Linked DNA regions of Homo sapiens: region 2 is linked to region 1. A link is a loop called in an ENCODE intact Hi-C map of the cell type or tissue named here. Cell type or tissue: gastrocnemius medialis. All regions are shown on one strand. Each heading gives the region's core, and the rest is flanking DNA. Links, peaks and the distances in the headings are about the cores only.

Region 1 (3,338 bases), core at 1-2,500:
TTTGCAATAACACAAACCTCATTAGCTTGAACTCCACAAACTCAGAATTTGGGCTAATTGGAAAAGAACTGAGCTTAGTTCTACCAACACACTATTTGTAAGAAAAAAAATCCGAGCAATATAGAAGTTATGTAAAATTGCAGGTTATGTTGGCCCTGTTGAGGAGAATAAACTCTTCAAAATCTTAGAGTAACCACCTTCATATGTGGGTCGTGCATACACCTGATATGAGAATTGTCCACACTTGAATTTAATTCTTTGGTATATCCCTTTTTCACCTTTTTTTGGAATTACTGAATGCAGTTAAGAAAATTGCTGAAGGTAGTTTAGCAAATCAACACAATGAAACTGGATTTCGCCAAGGAATAATCTGTGCTTCAGATGTTTTCCTGGTCACTCTCACCTCCTCCCTTCCTCATTCAGAGATCCTAGGTTTTCTCATTGAGACTAGGATGCTGTGTTTTCAAAAGGTGAATGTGAATGAGCAGCTCTGTTTCTAGAGTTTCACCTTTGACATGTAGCTCTGGGAACTCAGCAGGTCTTGAAGCTGCTTCTGTGGACAGAAGAACCCTCGTAGGGCAGGGACACTGGCTCAGGGGGCTCCCCCTTTCTCTGTCCCTCTAGGATGGGAATGTTCTGACCGCTCGGCTGTGAGTGGAGCTGCCCAAGTGGGGCCTTCAGATCACATACCTGTGGCCTGTGCCAGATCCCACAACAGCTACCAGGGAATTGGCTTCCTCCTTAGTCTGCACAAGCCAAGCACAGTTCTCACCTCTCCTAACCCAAGAGTCACCCATAGTCCATACTCAGAGGAGTGGACCCTCCTCTCCTGGGCGTTGGCCTCCCTTCTTGGGGTCAGCAGCTGGGGAAGGCCGGTGCTGAAGGTGCAGGTGCCTTTGTGTGAGCTAGACATGAAATTGGTGACAAGGAAGCTAGGGTGCAGCCCAGGATCCACCCCTGAATCTTACATTCTGAGCTTCATTTATGCTGTCTGTAAAGTGAAGAGAAAAACCCCACTTGTGCTCATAAAATAACAAGATTTCCCCACACGATTATTCAGAGGATAAATTAATGCAGGGAAAATGCACCATCCCAAAGGTAGAGTGCATTGCTGCACAGCAAGGAATGCAGTGCTGGGAACTACTGGGAGGTGGGTGGCATAGACTTACCCGCTCTCACAGGGTTTATGCTCCACCGTTTATGCTCTGTGGCACACAGCTGTAAGAACAACTGGCGGGAAGTGGTCGTGCACAGCCCCGGGCTGGGGAGAAGGGATAGAACTGGCTGACTCAGGACTGCAGCCACAGCATTGGCCTCATCAGCTGCAAACCTTCATCAGCTCAGCCAAGCAACTTGGAGTCCTCTGACTCAGATGTCAGGCTAAGAACTGAATGTCCTGGCCAGTAGCTGGCTGATGTAATTCCCTAGGGCTATCGGATTTAAAGGGCCGAGGTCTTCTGCTGGATAGAGCCCACATGGCCTGCTGTCCCCTGGGCCAAGTGTGGGCTGCCCGCTGGACCATGGAGATGACAGCCAGCGTGTGTCACCTGCCAGTCACAGTCCCCTGGATGGATCCAGCTCAGGCCTTCCTGCTATCTGGGGCCCCCTCTTCTTTGTAGAGGCTGGAGGCTGTGCACAGAGCTTGATTTATGATTTGTTTGGTTTGAAACACTGAGGTTGCTTTTGGGGTTGTGCAGAAGGAGCTGACATGGGTGAATGCCAAAACCCTTTCATCCATTGGCAGAATGCATAGGGGAGGTCAGTTTTGACAATTCCTTTTTTTTTCTTTATTTTTGAGATGGAGTCTTGCTCTGTGGCCCAGGCTGGAGTGGCACAATCTCAGCTCACTGCAACATCTGCCTCCTGGGTTCAAGTGATTCTCCTGCCTCAGCTTTCTGAGTAGCTGGGATCACAGGCACATGCCATCATGCCTGGCTAATTTTTGTATTTTTATTAGAGATGGGGTTTCACCATATTGGCCAGGCTGGTCTCAGACTCCTGACCTCAGATGATATGCCCGCCTCAGCCTCCCAGTGTGATGGAATTACAGGCGTAACCCACTGTGTCCGGCCAACATTTCCATTTTTATTGATGGTGTTATATTACTAACTGTTGGTGGTACCTTAACAATTAAGTCAGCACCCTTTTACCTACTTTCCCTCTCCTGCTACCATTTTCCTATCACCAGATATTTAGCATTCTCCAACTCCAAGCGGGACTGTTCTGAGATCCTGAGCTGACCTTATTCTATATATGATTAGAATAATCTAACATAATTCAGATAAGTTATTCACCCACCATCATTTGACAAAGAAAACAAATCAGAAGATGGTTTTCTTCCAATTGCTGCCTTAGGAAAGACATTTTCTTTTTATTGCATTTGAAATGATTTGCCAGTGAGGGTATTCAGATTGGTCTGCTTGGATGGATCAGTTGTCTGGCAGGTTTTACTGAGAAGATGGAATACAAAAAGTGGATAGTTGAAGTCAGTTAGGTTGCCGATGGGGAAGTGGGGAAACTGAGGACGAGGGTATGGGCTGAGTTGGGGAGGCCATCTCAAGGTGTGAGGAAGGGAATAGCACAGGGCAGGCAGCCAAAGCTGCATCCTGAGGTGCCAGCATAACTGAGAGAGGACGTGCAGCTGGAGGGGCAGCCAGGCCTGCCGCAAGTTCCTGGGAAGTCTCAGAAGGAAAGAGTCACTGACAGCAGGAAGCTGGAGGGGTGTGAGCCTGTCCCATCCCTCCCCACTGAGGCAGCCTTGCCTCAGGGCTAGGTGTGCCCCTGGTGCATGCAACTTCTCAAGCTCTGGCCGAGGGTCTCTGTGTCTGCCTGGTTCCTAGATGGGCCGTGCTATGCAGTGTGTGCTGTTAGTGGATCACATATGAGATGCAGAATGCAGAATGCAGAGGCATGCCCACAGCTCCATGCATCCCCATGGAAACCAGAGAAGCCCTTCAGAGTCCACTTCCTTTAGGGGTCTGTAAGTTCCCTTCTGCAGGAGTTGTAGGCCAACTGCAAGCTTAGAGAGAACACAGTCCTCCACAAAGCTGATAAAAGACATAAGGCGTTTCAAAGCTTTGACTCAGTTTAATCATCAGGATGAAAGCCCTCAGTTGGATTAAGGTCAAGTGTGTCCTGCGGACACGGATATCCACCCCAGGGCATGGGAGGCCAAAGGTCACAGAGCAGTGTGGACCTGAACCGAGGCTTAGGGGCTCATCACTTCCCCCAGAATCAGTCTCACCTGGTGCTTGCATAACCCCAGATGGATGCAGCAGTGAGCCAGGAAGAGCACAAGGCCTTAGGATTTGCAGAGTTTCTCCCTGAGGAGTCACTCA
Region 2 (3,532 bases), core at 441-2,940, 93 kb before region 1:
CACAGCTGCCCAGCATGCACCAGCGCTTGGGAGAAGAACTGGATCTCCTTGTCTTCTCTCTGGCGGTGCCGCGTGTTCCCCAGTGGGGTCTGAGCTTCCTCACGCCGTCCCATCTGGCCTGACCAAGCCAAACCATGGAATCCCATTCTGATCGGTGTTTCCCAAAGTATATCCTGAAGCACACAAGGCCTGCAAAGTGCTATTTTAGAAAGGGTGGGGGAGGTTTCTACATAGGTAAGATTGGAAAACTGCTAGGCAGTTACCATGAATATTCACATATTTAAGGCTCTGAGAAGTCCTGTAGTAAAATATATTTCTTTTACCTTTTCAGCATGGGATTTTCCAGTCTTATTTAACTGCTTTCCATCTTCACATTACAATCTAGACCTGGTGATTTTGCTGATGATTGTAGTTTGGTTTTGGATACATTTAAAGTGAGTTCCTTTTCAGGCCATTTCTTCTTTGTAGCTTTCATTGGATCTTTCTTCGCTTTCTGATGTATAACTATCTTTTCAGCTAACTCCAGATTTTCTCATGTAAGAGCAATGATTTTATGCCTTTTTTGTGCTATTCTAATTTAGGATTAAAAAAAAATTTTAAGGTTGTAGAAAGGTTGTAATAGTAATAGGATGAACTATACACACTTCGCCCAGATACCCTTATTAAGATTATGGCACATTTGCCTTTGTTCTTAGTTACTGTTTTTTCTTCTGAACCGTTTAGGAGTAAGTTGTGGCATGATGTCCCTTTAGTCTGAATTATTACAGTGTAAAATTTCTAAGAACAAGAACTTCTATAACCACAGTACCTTATAAAAACCAGGAAGTTAACATTGACGACGCAGTTCATTGTCTAATCTATACCCTTCTTCCTAATTGCCTCCTTTATAGCAAAAGAACATCTTCATCCTAAATCTTCTCTCCCAGCATGTATTCATAATCTTGACCTGCGTTTCGAGTAGAAGCCAATTCTTGTAGAGTGTGCCTGGGCTCAGCCTAGGCTCCTCACTCATGGTGAGATTCAGGCTATGCATTTTTGGCGGGAGCACCCCCGAAAAGTGATGTTGTGTCATCTTCAGTACATCGTCTCCGGAAGCCCTCAAGGTCAATTTGTCTCATTGCTAGTGGTGGTAATTTAGACACTTGATGAAGAAGATGCTGTCGGCCGGATTTCTCCACTGTAAAGCTATTATTTTCCCCTTTGTAGTAAATAAGTATTAACAGTACAATACTTTGATGCCATGAAAATACTCTTTTTTCTCATCCACCTTTCATCTGCTGGTTTCAGCATTTGTTGAAGATCCCCCCTCCTTCGTTAATTGTTAGTTACTACAGTAATTGCCAAAGGGTAGTTTTTGAATACATCTTGCCTTTATTTATTGGCTGACATTCTCCTCCAAGAAAGATTTTCATCTTCTCCCGTATTAATTTATTTGCTTATTTATTTTTAAATAATACTACAGACACGGATTCCGATTTCATGGGTTATGATTCATTACTTTTAAAATTCATTTTGATGCCCAGATTTAGTCATCCTGCCTCCTGTGTCTTTTTGACATGTCCTCATTATTCTTTGAGCACTTCTTGATATGCAGGCACAAAATAATCCTTTTCATCCTATAGTTTCCCTGCCCTAACCCTGTAGTCAGGCATATCCCCAAGGAGCCCAGCTTTTTTCCAATGGAGAATGACAATTCAGAATTACCGTCTTGGTGCTTGCCTGGTGTGCTGTTGCCCCTAGAGGCCACTTAAATGCCAAAGCACTGCACTGAAGCATTGTGGCTCCAAGCCTGTGTGTGTGTGTGTGTGTGTGTGTGTGTGTGTGTAAGAGAGTGTGTGTGTGTGATTAGTTCCAGATTTTAAAATATTTTAGCAATCAACTATTTTCCCTTCCCCAGGCTTTTTCTCCTCCGTGACAGCCAGAGTAATCCAAAGGCATTTGTACTCACACTGTGTCATCACCAGAAAATTAAAAATTTCCAGATCTTACCTGTAAGTATTGATGTTCTCAGACCAGTCCTTGTGGTTTGTTTTCTGGTTTCATTCTTAATGCAATTTTCAAGTTATAAACCGACAAGACCGGTAAGTATCAGACAGTTTCAAGGCTGCAGTTAAGAAACTTTCAAGAATTTCTTTACAGGTTTGTCTTTTGAAATTAGAAAAACATTTCCCTGGAAATAATCCTGAAAGTGGTGATAGGGTGTTGAGGCCCCCCTTGAGCCTGTGAGCTCTTGGTTGCAGCAGAAAGGGTACTGATGGGGAGGATCAAGGTCGCAGGAAGGGGAGGTGGAGGAGAATTAGCTGAGGGCCCACAGCTGAAAGGGTACTGATGGGAAGGATCAAGGTCACAGGAAGGGGAGGTGGAGGAGAATTAGCTGAGGTCGCAGCAGCTGTGAGCACGTGGGTCTGGAAGGCAGGAGTTGTGCAGCAGGATTGCCTGTTGGCTGCTGGAGTCTGAGGAGTCTTGTAATTTGTCCTGGTGTACACCAGGGCTATCCAAGAAGCGTTAAGTGGCCTCCCAAAGAGTAATTTTGTTTCTCCTTCCACATGGTCCTTGGATCTAAAGACCATTCTCCCTTTGAACAATTCCAAAAACTTCATTACAGAATACATTAATCAACACTACTTTTTTTGACAAAGCACTTTATGTTTGATTCGCCTGATGTTTACCTCTCACTTCAGTATGCCACAGTTCAATTCTAGTTCATGATTAGAGTGCTAGATCAGCGCCTACAAGAATTCAGTTTAGTTGAGAATACAATACACAAAATTAATAGCAGCTGTTTACATGCTGAATTGATAAATTCTGCAGGTAATGATAATGTTTGTGAAATGCATCCTGTGGAACCCAAACTCTACCAAAAGAGGCTGGCTGGACAGTTTCCTCTCAGAGATTCAATCTGCATGTCAGCAAAGAAAAAGCTCTGAGAAGGCTTAAATTAACTAAACTCACCTGTTTTACACAGTTGAACCTGGAGTTCTTCAGGCTTATCTGACCCCCAGGACTTTGTTATGATCTCAAGAATCGTGTAGTGACTGGCAGCCATGGACCATACAGGATGAGGAGGGTGTCTTGCTTAGCTTTTGTGAGCCAGGGGAAGGCAGTGTGCCACGCACTGTCTTTTCTGTGGCTGCTTGCTTCCTGCTGTGTGCTGACATCCCCACCTTACTCGTGAGGAAAATGAGGCTCATGGCTGTCAGTGGCTTTTCCTGCACCGCACTGGGGTGAGGAACAGAATCTGGGGTTGAGCCCAGCCTTCCCAGCTTCCAGCCAACCTTATATGCAAATACAGGAATTACTGTCCTAGGGAAAGTGCTGCATAGACAATCCTTTTTGTTCTTCTACTGCATTATATTATTCACACAGTTATAATTCTTTTAGCTCAAAATATAAAATGAAAAGTGATTGACATTTTAGGCTGGATGAGTAAATTAAAAAAAAAAAAGAAAGAAAGGGGGCTTTCGTGGTAGGCAGAGTGTGTAATGCCCAAATCCTACAAGTAACAAAAGAACAGCAACTTGGGACTTAGGGC

What was found. Peaks named below come from ENCODE experiments on the same cell type or tissue, not always from the same donor. Only the 100,000 strongest peaks of a DNase experiment are listed, where the experiment ranks them.
Region 2: a loop joins it to region 1, with 1.8 times the contacts of the local background. A loop is called at or near these places in 3 of 110 quality-filtered maps.

Annotation. Positions count from the first base shown.
Region 1 is chr7:50,500,526-50,503,863 of GRCh38, reverse strand. All of the region lies in intron 7 of DDC (dopa decarboxylase), which reads left to right. Among named protein-coding and RNA genes, the nearest start is that of DDC-AS1, 30 kb to the left of the region's middle. RefSeq lists enhancers at 982-1,481, 1,219-1,513, 1,482-1,983. In gastrocnemius medialis, for the core only: no CTCF peak of the experiment used is centred there; DNase peaks (open chromatin) are centred at 701, 1,413 and 1,873; H3K4me3 peaks cover 545 bases; H3K27ac peaks cover 2,500 bases.
Region 2 is chr7:50,593,896-50,597,427 of GRCh38, reverse strand. It overlaps GRB10 (growth factor receptor bound protein 10), which reads left to right. Exons shown (of 19, transcript NM_001350814.2): 18 at 1,898-1,991. Among named protein-coding and RNA genes, the nearest start is that of DDC, 30 kb to the right of the region's middle. In gastrocnemius medialis, for the core only: a CTCF peak has its summit at 1,738; no DNase peak of the experiment used is centred there.